2 separate regions of the Homo sapiens genome follow, and region 1 is linked to region 2. The links are chromatin loops, found by intact Hi-C in ENCODE. Cell type or tissue: mammary epithelial cell. All regions are shown on one strand.

What was found. A loop is a pair of places that touch in the nucleus more often than their neighbours do. Peaks named below come from ENCODE experiments on the same cell type or tissue, not always from the same donor. Only the 100,000 strongest peaks of a DNase experiment are listed, where the experiment ranks them.
Region 1: it touches region 2 in a loop (4-fold over the local background); 2 of 110 quality-filtered maps call a loop at or near these places.

The regions. Positions count from the first base shown.
Region 1 is chr16:55,620,278-55,628,277 of GRCh38, reverse strand. No RefSeq gene overlaps it. Among named protein-coding and RNA genes, the nearest start is that of SLC6A2, 32 kb to the left of the region's middle. In mammary epithelial cell, a CTCF peak has its summit at 4,795 (motif pointing left); no DNase peak of the experiment used is centred here.
Region 2 is chr16:55,839,500-55,847,499 of GRCh38, reverse strand. CES5A (carboxylesterase 5A) reads left to right here. Exons shown (of 13, transcript NM_001143685.2): 12 at 660-732; 13 at 818-1,346. The coding sequence ends at 1,049. Among named protein-coding and RNA genes, the nearest start is that of CES1, 10 kb to the right of the region's middle. In mammary epithelial cell, a CTCF peak has its summit at 4,487 (motif pointing right); no DNase peak of the experiment used is centred here; H3K27me3 peaks cover 6 bases.

The sequences.
Region 1 (8,000 bases), 220 kb after region 2:
GCAGGCCCTTAAAGAAAATAAAGTATTGCACTCCAAAATATATTCTTTGACATATTTTGAAATGGCCCTGCAAAGTTGTCTCTTATGGGGGAAATTTACATTGTGTAGAGAATTCTCTTCCCTTTCCAGGTCTTTTTCTGATCCTGAAGAGATTAGTTGAGGTTTAGCACCTTTTAAAAGTCTGAATAGGAAACATTTGCCATCTATTCCTTTAAGAATGGCCACCTCGAGACTTCATCTACATAATAAGAACCTTGGTTTCCACAACCCCTTATCTTAATCTAGACACTCCTTTCTATTGATTCCAGGTCTTTAGATATTACCTTAACTCTTTCAACCAATTGCCAATCAGAAAATCTTTGAATCCACCTATAACCTGTAAACCTCCCTTTTCCCCACCCAGACTGAACCCATGCATACCTTAGATGTATTGATTGACATTTTATGATTCCCTAAAATGTGTAAAACCAAGCTGTAACCCAACTGCCTTGGGTACATGTTCTCAGGAACTTCTGAGGCTGTGTTATGGGTCATGGTCCTCACATTTGGCTCAAAATAAATCTCTTCAAATGTTTTACAGAATTTGGCTTTTTCATCAACAGAAGGCCAGGAAGCCAGACCAGGGCTGGCCCAGCTCAGCACACTCTGAGTGACCCAGGACACACCGTGAGTTCTTGCAGGGACCCAGCCCAGAATCTGGGGCCTCTATACATTGATTGGGTTCCAGAGTGGGCTGGGAAACCTAGCCTCCCAGGGTAGCCAGATGAAACCCTGGGAGGCCTTAGCAACAGGCACTTTCTCCAGTTTTACAAGCCACATATGGGCTAGAGGCTGGGCACAGACTCAAATTGCCTAGCAGGGTTCTGTTTTTGTCTTGTTTTGTTTTGTTTTGTGCTGCCAGAGGAGAAAGGTGTGTCATGAAATAAAGACCTTCACCATTTTGGGGGGCAGCAGCAGTTTCTGTGAGCTGAGGCTGGAGTTGGCATTTCTCCTTGGGCCAGACCTGGTCTTGGCCCTTAGAAGCATATAGGTGATAAGAGAACAAAGATGTTAATTAATGACATGTAGAATGTGGCCTGTGACTAGAATTCCTGGGTGCAATTAGAACATGTACCAGGGGATCTGACCTGGTCTGTGGGGTCAGATTTGTTGGGACTAAGACCTGAGAAGTGGCATTCTCCAAGCAAAGAGGAAGAGAAAAACATCTGTAGGCAGAGGGACCAGCCTGTAAATGATGGAGGCATTAGGGGACCAGTATGGCTAGAGTGAAGGTTGTGAGGAGAGGAAAGAGTGAGAGAAGCTTCTGGAAAGACAGTCAGGGCCCTGACCTGAGGGAGGCCAAGGGCCAGGATGAGGACTCTAGATTTTATCCTAAGTATCCAGTGAATGACAAGTGCTCCATGATCAAGAACTTAGACTACCCAGCAGAATGGATAGCTCATGACCTTTTACCTCTGGTGAAGGTTTTGACCAAGAACAAGGTGCTGATTTCTGCCCCACCTTTTCATTCTTCAGGCTTCTCTCTGCTCTCACCAATGCCAAGACTTTGTTCATCGTCTTACTCACCATATACCCCTAGCTGCTAGCACAGTGCCGGCACCAACCTACTTTGTTGACTGTCTGACTCGGCATTCAGGGTCTGACCCGATGTTGTGCTGGATAGTCAGGAGCGACTGGGAAAGCATCCTTCTAACGTGCACACTGCCCAGTTGCATGTGCTTCTGCAGTAGAGGGCTGAGGATCTGAAGGTTGTTGCTGAAGCTTGTTCAGCTCTATCTTTGGAAACAGTATGTTCACATAAAGTGCTGTATTGGTTTTCTAAGACTGTTACCTCAAGTACTTCAAGCTGGTGTCTTAAAACAACAGAAATGTATCATTCCACAGTTCTGGAAACCCTAAGTCTGAAATCAAGGTGTCAGCAGGGCCATGTTCCCTCTGAAACCTTCAGGGGAACTTTTGTCACCTCTTCCAGCTTCTGGGTTTGAAGGCAATCTTTGGCGTTCTTGGCTCTTTCCAAATAAGATCACATTTTGAGGTACTGGGGGGTTAAGACTTCAACATATCTTTTAGGAGCCAGGGGGACAAAAGACGTTAAACCCATAACAAGTACCAAGGTCTCTTTTCACTGTCAGCCATTGCTGCCTCCAAGCTGATGACCAAAGGGTGACTTCAATGACAAAATTAATTGAGATGCTGCCATGAATGACCCGAGCTAACCAGGTCTCTCAGCCCACGCTGGCTCACCCACAGGCCCACTAAGGGGCAAAGTGGGTGAAGCAGGATGCTGGCATGCTGGCTGTGGCACTTCCTAATCCTGTTTAATCTGTATAATGTGGCCCTGGTTGGGATGTCCTGACTCCATCAGACATGCCAATCCTATCTGGGTTGTAAGTGGTTAGGTATTATTAGTGTATGTCCCAGAAAGCTGTCCTTTTCTCTTCCTCCCCTAAAGAAGCATCAGTATTGTGAGTTGCTCCAGATGTGGGCCAGAAGCTTTCTGGTTGCTTCTCCTGACTGGGCTCAGACAAAGACCTTGAAACTCTGGTGATGTCCTAATTGGGTGTGGCCTTTTCTTCTGTGGCACAACCTTGGCCTCAGACCAAATCCAGTCAGTTCAGATAATATGATGGAATTTAGATTTTTTTATAGTACACTAGTTATTGTGAAAAAAGGAATAAGTTGATTCATATTGGAATGGATCTATTAGCGGATGTTGGGGATAAGTGAGAAGCTGTAACTTAGCTTTCCTTTGTAACTCAAGGGAAAAAAAATATATGGTTTGATTCAAACTTTAGAAAACAAGCTTGATATTTTTTCCAGTTTTGAGTTCTGGCTCACTTTGCTAAACTATCCCATTTGACAGGACAAGAAAGCCTGCCTGTTCTGAGGAAGGCAATTTATACTCATCAGCAGTTGTCAACAGGATGGTGAGCACCTAGCATGTAGTAAGCACTCAATCCACCCCCACCCCACACTGCCCCCATCCAGACTGCATTAAGAGCCATTGTTTAACTATGCCAGGGATCAATCAGAGTGCATTCCTTCATTGCATTTCTTCTTGGCCATCGTTTGGAAGTGGTTTGGAAAATGAGTACACATCCTGCCAATCTCCTTGGTCCTACCTCTATCTCCCTCCACACATCTGTAAAATGGGTATCCTAGAATATCCGAAGGACAACTCAGGCAAGATCTCTACTGAGCTCAGGGAACCTTGGAACAAAAAATATCACATTATATCCATTGGGGTCTCTGAATTTTCCAAAGCTCAGATAATGTCAGCTTTAAAGAAAATACTTTGCAGCCAGGCACAGTGACTCATGCCTATAATCCCAGAACTTTGAGAGGCTGATGCGGGCAGATCATTTGAGGCCATGAGCTTCAGACCGGCCTGGCCAACATGGCGAAACTGTATTTCTCTGCTAGAAATACAAAAATTAGCTGGGTGTGGTGGTGCATGCCTGTAGTTCCAGCTACTCGGGAGGCTGAGGCATGAAAATCGCTTGAAGCTGGGAGGAAGAGGTTGCAGGGAGCTGAGAATGCATCACTCCATTCCAGCCTCAGCAACAGAGTGAGACTCTGTCTAAAAAAAAAAAAATTCAACCATTGTGGAAGTCAGTGTGGCGTTTCCTCAGGGATCTAGAACTAGAAATACCATTTGACCCAGCCATCCCATTACTGGGTATATACCCAAATGACTATAAATCATGCTGCTATAAAGACACATGCACACGTATGTTTATTGCGGCATTATTCACAATAGCAAAGACTTGGAACCAACCCAAATGTCCAACAATGATAGACTGGATTAAGAAAATGTGGCACATATACACCATGGAATACTATGCAGCCATAAAAAACGATGAGTTCATGGCTGGATGGATGAAATTGGAAATCATCATTCTCAGTAAACTATCGCAAGAACAAAAAACCAAACACCGCATATTCTCACTCATAGGTGGGAATTGAACATTGAGATCACATGGACACAGGAAGGGGAATATCATACTCTGGGGACTGTGGTGGGGTGGGGGGAGGGGGGAGGGATAGCATTGGGAGATATACCTAATGCTAGATGACGAGTTAGTGGGTGCAATGTACCAGCATGGCACATGTATACATATGTAACCAACCTGCACAAGGTGCACATGTACCCTAAAACTTAAAGTATAATAATAAAAAAATAAATAAATAAATAAATTTAAAAAAAGGAAGAAAAAGAAAAAAAATACTTTGTATTTGCATAGGGTGTTACACTTCTCAAGGTTTTCTCTCACTCTCTTATTTTATTTTATTTATTTTGTAGAGGCAGCATCTCGCTATGTTGCCCAGGCTGTTCTTGATCTCCTGCACTGAAGCAATCCTCCCGCATCAGCCTGCTGAAGTGCTGGGATTACAGGCATGAGCCACTGTGCCTGGCCTCTCTCACTCTCATTCTCTCAGTTTCTTTCTGTCTCTGTTTGTCTCTCACCTGTGCACTTGCATGCACAGTCATGCACACACAGAGAGATACACATACATGAGTTTGGTCTGAACTGACCCTCACAAAATTTCAGTGGCAGTATATAGATGAAGTAGTATCCCAATTTTGCAGATGAGGAAACTGAGTCCCAGGGAAGGTAAGGGACATGACAGTAAGTCAGTGGATAAACACAGGGACTAGAACCTATCGGTGCTCTTTTCTCTGCATTACAGGCTCACTTAGAAGAAGAACAGCTGAAGCACAGTGAAGGTGTGGAATGGGAATGGGGAAGGGTTAGGCTAGAAGGCAAGTGCCTGGATTTCTTCCCGAGGTGCTGCCCTCTGCAGCCTTTTCTGGGTGCAACACCTGACCTAAGGTGCATAGATATCCTGGCCCCAAGCCTGGCAGGCAAGCTCTCTGGGAGTAAACAAGGCTTTTCCTCCCACCCCCACAACCCTCCCATCTCCCCTCGGTGTCTCGTGATGCTGGCCCCACCCTGGAGCGCATGCTTCAGAGCTATCAGGGCACTGGGGCTGGGTGACCGCTACAGGAACTCATCCATAAACACACAAACAATGACTCAGGAAGTGCAAGCCTTTGATGTGGCTCAAGGGCCACCCTGTGAGCACGTGGGGCTCCCTTCAAGGTCATTTTACCCATGTGTGGCTTCACCAGTGTCCAGAGCCCTCTCTCATCTAATTTCATCTGATCTCTCTCAGGCCCTGTGTGGTAGACAAAGCAATGATCTGGAAACTGAGGCTGAGAGAGACTTAAGTGGCTCAGTAGCGGTGTGTAGGAATCAGAGCTGGCCGACAAGTTAGGGATCTTGGAATCCAAGGACAGCTGTGTCCTCAGAGCTGGGGGACCTCTGTCTGTCTTCAGAGTTGACTCCAAGCAGTTGTTCTGTCTCACAGGGCCTCAGCTCCTTCATTTGTCAAAGAGAGCTACTGCTTCTTCCAGACATTGCTAGGGTCCAAAAAAGCAGCTTCTTTATGATGCTACTTTGAGAACCATTAAAGAACTAAAATGAAACAAAACAAAACTTTTTGGCCTCATGATTCCAATAATCTACTGAATCAATGACTGAATGAAGACAAAGTTTGGGTATATTTATGGCTGTTATGAGTGAGCCCAAGCTAGAAAGCAAAATCATTCTCTAAAAATGTCCTCTGAGAATCGGCACCGTAGAACATATCACAGGACCAATTGTCTGGTACCTTCTCTTCTGAGCCATTTGTGGATTATGTTTATATCTTCCCACAGCTGTTCTCCATTTGCCATACTTCTTCATAATGTGCATGATGCAGGCATTGTGGGCTAGTGATGGGGAAAGGGGCACTCTTGGGCAGTTTTAAAGGCAGCATCCCCACAGTTTCGGTTTCCATTTACATATTACTTAAACAGTGAGTCCAACTGCCATTGGGAAAGTGATGGCACTTCTCTTTTAGGATTTCTGTGTTTTGTTTTTCTTCACCAAGAAACTTTCAGATTGAGAGTAGGTGGTTACTTCTTAGTCCAAAAATATCACAGCAGGGGTGGATAGGTAAGGTGAGGCCTACAAATGTAGCTGGATGTGGATGAAAAGGAAATGCAATTTGTAAAGATCAAACCATTGCAGTATGATACAGTAAGAAATTAGCAAACCAATGTCTCATTTTGTTGCAGATTGAATCTATTTACTGAAAAACACTTGTTTTTATAGAAATTAGCTATACCAGGAATTTATTTTAGCCTTCCCAACCTTTCCATCCATTTTCTTTGAGCTTTCTTCTAGCCTATGAATCTGAAAGTTATCACAAATCCAGTGAAAAGTGACTTCAGCTGGCCCATCAGCTGTTCACAGGGCCTGTGTTTACCTTTCAAAAGAAATTGATTTTTCCTAACAATTATGCCAAGCACAGAGATTTTGCTTCAGTTATCTCAGGTTAATTTGTAGTGCCTTCTAGCCTGAAATGCTGACAAGCAGATGACTGACTCTAAGAAATCTAGAAAAATTTGCAGGTTTATATTACAAATGTTTCTCCACTGAATAAAACTTTGTGAGTGTATGTGAATAAAATACATTTAGGGGAAACTTCTACTATAGAGAAGTGAATTAAAATTCAGTAATGCCAATTCAAGCAACCACCCTAGAAGGGGTTCTAGCCTTCTCCTAACTCCAGCTTCCCAAATTATCAATGAACCCACTTGAATTTTCTTCATCAGACACATATGCTTTATCTTTCTACGTGGCAGAAATGCATGCCACAGCCAAAAATGCCTGCAGCTGCCTACGAGGAAGTAACTCTGAGAAACACAGAATCTCACGGATAGAAGAAATACTAAAACTAGATGTTTTCTAGCGTCATCTTCTTAATTAACACAGAAGACTTTCTTGCTTCATTTTTCCACTTTTGGCTATAGAGAGGAGGAGGGGGTCTTTTCCTTCTGTTGTTTTGTGGTTTTTGTTTTTGCCAATAGCAATAAGTGGTCTTTATTTTGAGCCTGATTCATATAAAATATCCATAAAAATCAACAATGACATTTATGAGATTTTGAACATTGGATATTTGATATTAACAAAATGATGGTTACTAGTTTTAGTAACCTTTAAAATACTTTTTTAAAGTATTTTAAAACCCTTAAAATACTTCAAAAAGTATTTAGTAATACATTTTTTTAGAGTCCTTTTTTGGAGATTTTAAAAATTAATTAATTTATTTATTAATTTTATTATACTTTAAGTCCTAGGGTACATGTGTACAACATGCAGGTTTGTTACATATGTAAACATGTGCCATGTTGGTGTGCTGGACCCATTAACTCGTCATTTACATTAGGTATTTCTCTTAATGCTGTCCCTCCCCCCTCCCCCTACCCCACCACAGGCCCCAGTGTGTGATGTTCCCCGCCCTGTGTCCAAGTGTTCTCATTGTTCAATTCCCACCTATGAGTGAGAACATGCAGTGTTTGGTTTTCTGTCCTTGCGATAGTTTGCTCAGAATGATGGTTTCCAGCCTCATCCATGTCCCTACAAAGGACAAGAACTCATCCTTTTTATGGCTGCATAGTATTCCATGGTGTACACATGCCACATTTTCTTAATCCAGTCTGTCACTGATGAAACAGCATCCCTTCCTTACACCTTACACAAAAATTAATTCAAGATGGATTAAAGACTTAAATGTTAGACCTAAAACTATAAAAACCCTAGAAGAAAACCTAGGCAATACCATCCAGGACATAGGCATGGGCATGGACTTCATGACTAAAACACCAAAAGCAATGGCAACAAAAGCCAAAATAGACAAACGGGATCTAATTAAACGAAAGAGCTTCTGCACAGCAAAAGAAACTACCATCAGGGTGAACAGGCAACCTACAGAATGGGAGAAAATTTTTGCAATCTACCCGTCTAACAAAGGGCTAACATCCAGAATCTACAAAGAACTTAAGCAAATTTACAAGAAAAAATCAAACAACCCCATCAAAAAGTGGGCAAAGGATATGAACAGACACTTCTCAAAAGAAGACATTTATGCAGCCAACAGACACGTGAAAA
Region 2 (8,000 bases):
ATTGGATATTAGATCTCTTTCTGCATTTTGGATTTTCTACTTTTTATTAAAGAAATACAAAAATTAATTGTAAAAATGTGTGTGGGAGGAGAGAGGCAGAGGGAGAGAGAGAAGGAAAAGAGAGAGAAGCAAGAGAGAGGGAAGACAGGGAGAGAAGGAACAGAGAGAGGGAAGAAAGAGAGAAGGGAGAGAGAGAGGGAGAAAGAAGGAAGAGAGAGAGGGAAGGAAGAGAGAGGGGAGAGAGAGGGAGAGAGAGAAGAAAAAGAGGGAAGAGAGATGGAAGGGAGAGATAGGGAGAGAGAAGGAAGAGAGGATGGAGAGAAGGAAGAGAGACAGAGGAGAAAACAGAGACAGAGAGAGGGAGCAAGCTGGTCTGTGTCCCCAGGGAACCTGCAGCCTCATGGGACTGGCTGCAGGAACACGGGGTGGACAGGGAAGATGTGTGTTCAGCTTCCACCATTCGGAAGCCACAGTTCCTTGGACAGGTCCCGGTTGCTCTGAGCCTCAGTATCTGCATGTATAAAATGGGTACAGTGACTTGGTAGGCTTGTAAGTTTACAGTGGGAGGAGGGGTGTGAAAAGGATTAATCAAATACAAGGCACCCGGGGCTTCCCGAGCCTCACCCAGAGCAGCAGCATTTTGTGATTATCTCCTTCAGAAGGAGCCACGGAGGAGGAGAAGTTACTGAGCCGGAAGATGATGAAATACTGGGCTACCTTTGCTCGAACCGGGTAAGTAAACCTCCCGGTCTCCCCCATGCCAAGGCCTGGGGTGTGAGGAGGAAAATCTCACCCCTGTTTCTGCTCTCCCTTCTAGGAATCCTAATGGGAACGACCTGTCTCTGTGGCCAGCTTATAATCTGACTGAGCAGTACCTCCAGCTGGACTTGAACATGAGCCTCGGACAGAGACTCAAAGAACCGCGGGTGGATTTTTGGACCAGCACCATCCCCCTGATCCTGTCTGCCTCCGACATGCTCCACAGTCCTCTTTCTTCCTTAACTTTCCTCTCTCTCCTCCAGCCTTTCTTTTTCTTTTGTGCTCCTTGAGAAGTTATCTTTCTGTGATTTTGGTTTCCCTTCTCCTCCCATAATTTCTCCCGCAATCATTAGCTTCTTTCTGAGCTCAGCTGCTTTCTATGGGGATCCTTGCAAAACAAGCTGCTTTCGCTGATATTTTATGGACTTAGGAATGATCCTTACAGAATTCTTTTCAACATCAAAAAGTGCAATTTGTCTTGGAAGGCAACAAGATTTCTTCAATAAATTTGGAAGAGGGCTGGCCTATTAGTTGTCATAATAATGGTTTTGTAACTCATATGAAATAAAATCAGAATGTAAAATAGGTATACGGGGGCAGAATTTAATTCTGTGCTGATAACACTCCCCATGCCCCCAGCACCCACTTTCTATCAGAGAAGGTGTCTGTGTATGTTACCCAAAATGCAAGTCCCCCAACCCCAACCCATTGGGGCTTCAGCCGCAAGCCAAGTATGGATGTCTTGGATGTCATGGGTTTGAGCTGGGTCTCTTCTCTGGCTCAGAGAGATGTGTGGGTGACGGGGTATCCTCAGCCATGGAAAGCTGCCATCATCCAGAATAAAAAACCTAGAAGTCAAATTCTAGGCATCAAGGGTCGGATCAGCAATGCCAAGAAGAAATGAAGCTTCCCTGGTGGGGTCGAGATGAATCTGTCATTCAATAAATCTACACTGGCTGGGCAGGGTGGCTCATGGCTGTAATCCCAGCAGTTTGGGAGGCTGAGGCAGGTGGATCACTTAAGGTCAGGAGTTCAAGACCAGCTTGGCCAACATGGTGAAACCCCGTCTCTACTAAAAAAATACAAAAATTAGCCGGTCTTGGTGGCGTGTGCCTGTAGTCCCAGCTACTCGGGAGGCTGAGGTGGGATAATCACTTGAACCCGGGAGGTGGAGGTTGCAGGCAGCAGAGGCCACACCATTGTACTCCAGACTGGGTGACAGAGCGAGAATCCTTCTCAGAAAAAAAAATAAGATAAGATAATAATAATAAAAACATAAAAAATAAATCGACACTGAGCGTCTGATATATACCAGGCGTATCCCCACTAGGGATATAGCAGTGAACAAAACATGGCTGCTACCAAAGAGTGAGCAAACAGACATTAAGCAAACATTCACGCCAGTGGATATCTCATACTGTAACTTTGATAGGTGTTACTCAGGAGAATAAGGTGTTTTCAAGAAAGTGTAACGGAGGGAACCTAAGTGAGATTAAAGTCTTAGGAGGCTCTCTCTGGAGAAATAGCATTTACATTAAGAAAGGACAAATCAAAGTTAGTCACAGGGTAGGGAGAATGTTAAATACCATCATTCAAAGGATGCACTCTTACTTTGTATAGCCACATAATCCATATTATATCCATATAATTCACCAGGGTAATTAGTTTTTCTTCGTGATTGCTTCAAGATTACATAAGATGCATACAATAGGAGGGTTTCTGAGATGCCAGTAACTCATCTGGGTGAGAGATCTCCAACTCAGTGCCCGAATCAGACCCCCTGAAGTGTTTTGTTTGGCCCACACAACGTTAAACATGTTTTGGAATTTGTTGCCAGCAAATTTTAAATTAGGAAAATTTCACATTAAATGCCATATTTCCAGCTTCTTCAGGAAACAACAATAACAAGAAAACCCAGAAGATACTGTTACCGAGCTGCATTCCCACATGATAACCAGCACTTCTGGCGGTCCATACAACCTTTTATGCAAATTACAAGGTGCCCCTTCCTCAAAACCTTCTACAGACATCTTCCATGAAACTGCCATGGATAAATATCTGCATTTATGATGCAAATGACACCTTCTCTAAAGTGTTACCCTTCTGCAGTGCACTACCTGTGCAACTGTCCTCAGCAAAGATAGAGTAATCTGCAGGAACTGAGAGGTGGCTGCCCCCTTTGCAGAGGCCTAAGTTCTCAACGTGCCACAGTCCACACCATACCCCTTTGTGCTGTGCCTGGTCTATTTTACTCACTGATATTACCCAACCTCTGAAGGTGTTTAAGTTTGGACCCTTGACCTCTCATTTCATAGTGAACCTCAGAGAGGTGAAACGATTCACCCAAGATCACTCAGCAAGTATGCAGTGTGAGCAAGTTAGCAGTAAGTCAAAACCAGGCCTTAAGGCTCTTGTCACTTCAGAGCAGGACTCTTACTGCCATGCAGCTACCTCTCTCATCAGATGGTCCAAAGCATTCGGTTGTCTCTGGATTAGGTGGTTGTGGGAGGGGTGGATCAGAGATGCTCTGGGCCACTTTATGGCTCTAGGCCGTGAAAGCAAGCTGGAAACTGAATTGCCTCTGCAGCTGCAGAAGACTAATTTCTATATTGATATTTGGAAAAACTAACAGCTAGAAAACACCACTCAACTCATTTTTAAAAATACGATCATATTAAATGACATTACACGCATCATTTATATATTGCTCGCAGTGCCAGCATCCTCAAATGTGTTTCTAATTTTGGTAGATATCTTGCTAGGGGGAGCACATTTCTAAGTTATCCAGATATAGGGCCCTCTTTCCTTCTCTTTCTGTCCACATGCAATCAGATGCTTTGTGGAGTTAAAGTTGACATTTATTTAAATGCCACTTTGTGTCTGTTTTTTTCCCCTTTAATTTAGAGTTTTCTATCTGGAATGTAAGTAAAATAATCACTTGGAGGGTTTTTCTAAAATACCAATGGCCAGGCCACTAGCCAGTCAATCGGAAGCAAAATCTCCTTGGATGGGACCTAGAAGTATTTTCAGTTTTCTGGCATTTTAATGAACACCCCGATTAAGAACCACTGGGTCTTAAGAGTGTGGCATATGTATTTTTCAAGTTCCTAGAGGCTCTCCAAAACAACAAAAAAATCTGCTTTATTTTCTGCCTGGTGTTGACGTGTCACAGTTTCTTTAGCCACTAGTCTTATCCTGGATATTTATGGTCATAATTTGATGAGCAACATTGGGAATGACTTCTTTTTTTTTGTTTTGTTTTGAGACAGAGTCTCACTCTTTCACCCAGGCTGGAGTGTAGTGGCGCGATCTCTGCCCACTGCAACCTCCACCCCAGTATTTTTACTTTTAAATATTATTTATGGCATCTAGATTTGCATAAGATGGACTGGGTCAACGGCCATGCCCTTTATAAGTCAATATTTTTGAGTTCTACAAATTCACTTTCCTAAAGCGCCAAATCACATCCTACTCACCAGCAAGACAGGTACACATCATTTTCACAATCACTTCTAATTTTCCACCATTGTAAAAAAAATAAAATATTTAACCACTTTCTTATTGTAAAATAAACAATTTACTTTTCCAGGACCCACTGCCTCCCCCTCCCCACTCTCCCCTTTTTTTTAAACAATCTTGAACCCTATCCATTAAATTAAATCAAAGCAAAACTTTAGGGACAAACTACGTCGGTCTTCACCTGTGAATTTCCTGATGTCCAGTAGAGGGCAGCATTATCACAAAGGAAAAACGCTTCCCTCTATTCTGAGGCTCCTGAGATGCTGGTGGTGTGACATCGCAGAACTTGGACTGACAATAAGACCATGCCAAATAGTTAAATTATATACAAGCCAATACAATATAGTGTTATCCATTCCATCTGTAACATTTGGAAAGAGGAAAAGGCAGAATCCACTCCCTGAAAAGTCTGACTGAAAAGACTAAACTCACTAGCAGAACAGAGGTTGGAGCCAGCAGTTTTTCCCTTTTCCACCTCCTGGACTTTCCCATTAAGTCTCCAGGAGCCTACCTCAGAGGGACATAAGGGATTTCCTCTCCTTGGACCAACTCAGTCCAGATTCCCCCAGGGCAGAGCTGCAGGGGAGGGTGGGAAGCGGGCTCAGGCCCTGCACCTGGGTAGCTGCCCCACCTGGTGCTGCCCCAGGTAGCGCATCTACAAGATGAGCCTCCCTTCCCCCAGCAGGGACAGATCCCACTCAGTCCTGCCCCGTATGCTCTGCTAAAAGTTCGTATTGAGAGTGTGCCTCATTATTCCCAAGGACGGGAAGGGCTGGGGAGAAAAAAACCTACCTTGCCGCTTGATTGTCTCAAAATACAAGGAAATTCATTGCAAAGAGCTCGCTGTGCTCCATGAATGGGGTGGAGCTCAAGTCTGAAATTAAAGGATGGGTAGGAAGGGGGATGGCCAGCCACAGCATGGCGGAAGTGTGACCCTGAGCAGTGGTGGCAAGGGGGCCAGCCCACGGGCAGCAGGGCTGGTGTTGGCAAGGTTGCTGGAGCACACTGTGGGTGCCTGGAGGACAGCTTTTCTACCTTGACCTTTAGGAAACAGACTTCTCTCTTTATCGGAAGATAATGCCATAAAATATCTATCTATCTATCTGTCTGTCTGTCTGTCTGTCTGTCTGTCTGTCTGTCTATCTACCTATCTACCTACCTACCTATTATCTATCATCTATCAATTATCTATGATCTATCTATTATCTATCTAATCTATTTATTTCATTTATTACATTTATTTATGTAATTGTGTTTCAAGCTCTATTCACCTCCTGAACTTTTCATATGAGAGAACAGAACTCTGGCTGATACCTTCGGTATTTTTAGAAGGATTGGTACACTTTGATTGTTATTTATCACTATATAAGTCCTCCATTAGTTTCACTGCATGCAACAATTGAGTTATAGAAGCACATTTCTGAAAATAAGTTATTCAATGGGAAAAATGGACTGTTGATGGCCAATTAGTAATATGAAGGCAAGGACAAACTTGTCCACCATCATGAGAGCTTGTTTGGTGGCCAGGCATTGACTTCATCAAGAGTCATCATTACTGCAGCCATTACATGAGCTTTGGGAAACTTCTTCCTTTTGACACTCAGATCTCTGGACAGAAATCATCTTATGTTGACATCTGGCAAGGCCCTTCCGATATTCTGTTGTAATTAGGTGGTTGGAGTTCCTGGGGTCAGCCCAGTTCTAGGAGTGGCAGAGGCAAAGAGCCTCCAGGAAACTTTGGCCTTGGGGTGGAGCTCAAAGGGGAGAGGTGCACTCCCCATGGGCATAAATGGGGGTTACCTACACCCCAACTTCTACAGGCATCCAATACCCCTAAACCCAGAGAGTCTTTTCTGTCTCTATTCTGATTGCATAGGTGCATGGTGGTGTCTTTCTTTCCAGGAGTTAACGTCTCCTTTTTCTGTTCTAAAACTAGTTATCGTCATTCTGTTGGCCTCTCAGTGTCCAAAATGCTGTCATTTCTTCTTTCACAGTTTGTCAGTGTGGGTTTGTAGCTTTAAAAACTTTATTTCACTGTTTTTTTTTAGGATAATTGGAGGGGGGAAATAAAAAATTTTGGATCCCTCTTCTTTCACAGGAAGTGGTAAACCGTTTTTCCTTTACACAAACATTTAAAAACAATTTTTTCTACCTTTCTGACAGCTACATTGCATCCCATAGTATAATACTCAATAAATTATTTAACTGTCTACTATTGTTAGCCATTCGAATGATTTCCTATTTTGTACCATTGTCAACTTCACTGAGGTGACCACCTGATACATATATCTTTGGGCTCATTCAGAATTATTCCTAGAGAATAGTGCTTTAAAATAAAGGTTTTATCATTATTTAGGTATGGCAGGCCCACCAATCAGATGTCAGCCATTGAAAAAGCAATTTGGGCTGGGCATGCTGGCCCACATCTATAATCCCAGCACTTTGGGAGGCCAAGGTGGATGGATTACCTGAGGTCAGGAGTTCGAGACCAGCCTGACCAACATGGTGAAACCCTGTCTCTACTAAAAATACCAAAAAAAAAAAAAAATAGCTGGTGGTGGGTGCCTATAATCCCAGCTACTCGGGAGCCTGAGGAAGGAGAATCACTTGAACCTGGGAGACAGAGGTTGCAGTGAGCCAAGATTGTGCCATTGCACTCCAGGCTGGGCAACAGAGCGAGACTCTGTCTCAAAAAAAAAAAAAAAAAAAAAAAAAGAGAAGAAAGAAAGAAAGAAAAGAAAGAAAGAAAGGATAAGTAGCTTGTTACTCACAGATCCCAAGACAAGACGAGGGGGCACTCCATGCCATGGGAGCAGGAGGCTGCACAGACAACGCTGGAGTCCATCAGAAGGTGGTGGTGATGGGGATGTGGCAAAAGGTGTTCCTGTGGTTTCCCCGGGAAGGAAGAGGTGAGGCAGGGTGAGCAGGTTTAGGAGTGGTTAGTTTGAACAATTTCAGGGGGCTCTGCAGCATTGGGGCTGTTCCATCTGGTACCTAGCTCTGGGGTGATTAGGGTGCGAGGCTATTAGTTCACAGTGGGAGAGCCCATGAAGGAGGTGGTTGGGGATGTGGGCTCTGGATCGGTGAGTTTATGTATGAAAGGCACACTAAGAGACAAGTGGCTTATATCTCTAGCAATTGGCTAACCATGGGAGGAGCAGTCCCTCTAGGAGCAAAGCCCTGCATGTCAAAGTGTCAGAATGGAGAAAATAAAGAACATGGTTAATAAAAAATAGCTGGGGCAAAAGGGATGCCTTTTTGAAATGTTAGGATAGATTTTGCCAAATTGCCCCCAAGGAAGTTTGAACTAAATGATCTCTCACATCAGTGGTGAAAGTTCCTTGTTTTCTATATTGTTGCCACTAGGCACTACCGCCAAAAGAATTGTGGTAAAACTCCTTGCAAATTCAATAAGTGCCATTTGGGTATCTGGTTTGAATTTGCGTGTCTTGGTGTGTGTGCTATTCATCTGGGAAAATGGTATTTTGTGGATGTGAAGACCCCTTGGAACCTGATTGGTGGGATGGAGGGGGATTGTGGACTGTACCCACCCCGATGTGGTCCTGGCCTCCATAGAAGTACAGCTATGTGGGAAGTTTCAGAGGACTGCAACCTTCCCATCTCAGCTGTGACCCAGCCCACGAAGGATTCTAGAGATTTTGTCCCTTGCATGACCTTCTAAAGTGAGAACACAGGGCCAACAGCAGTAGATCCTGAGATTT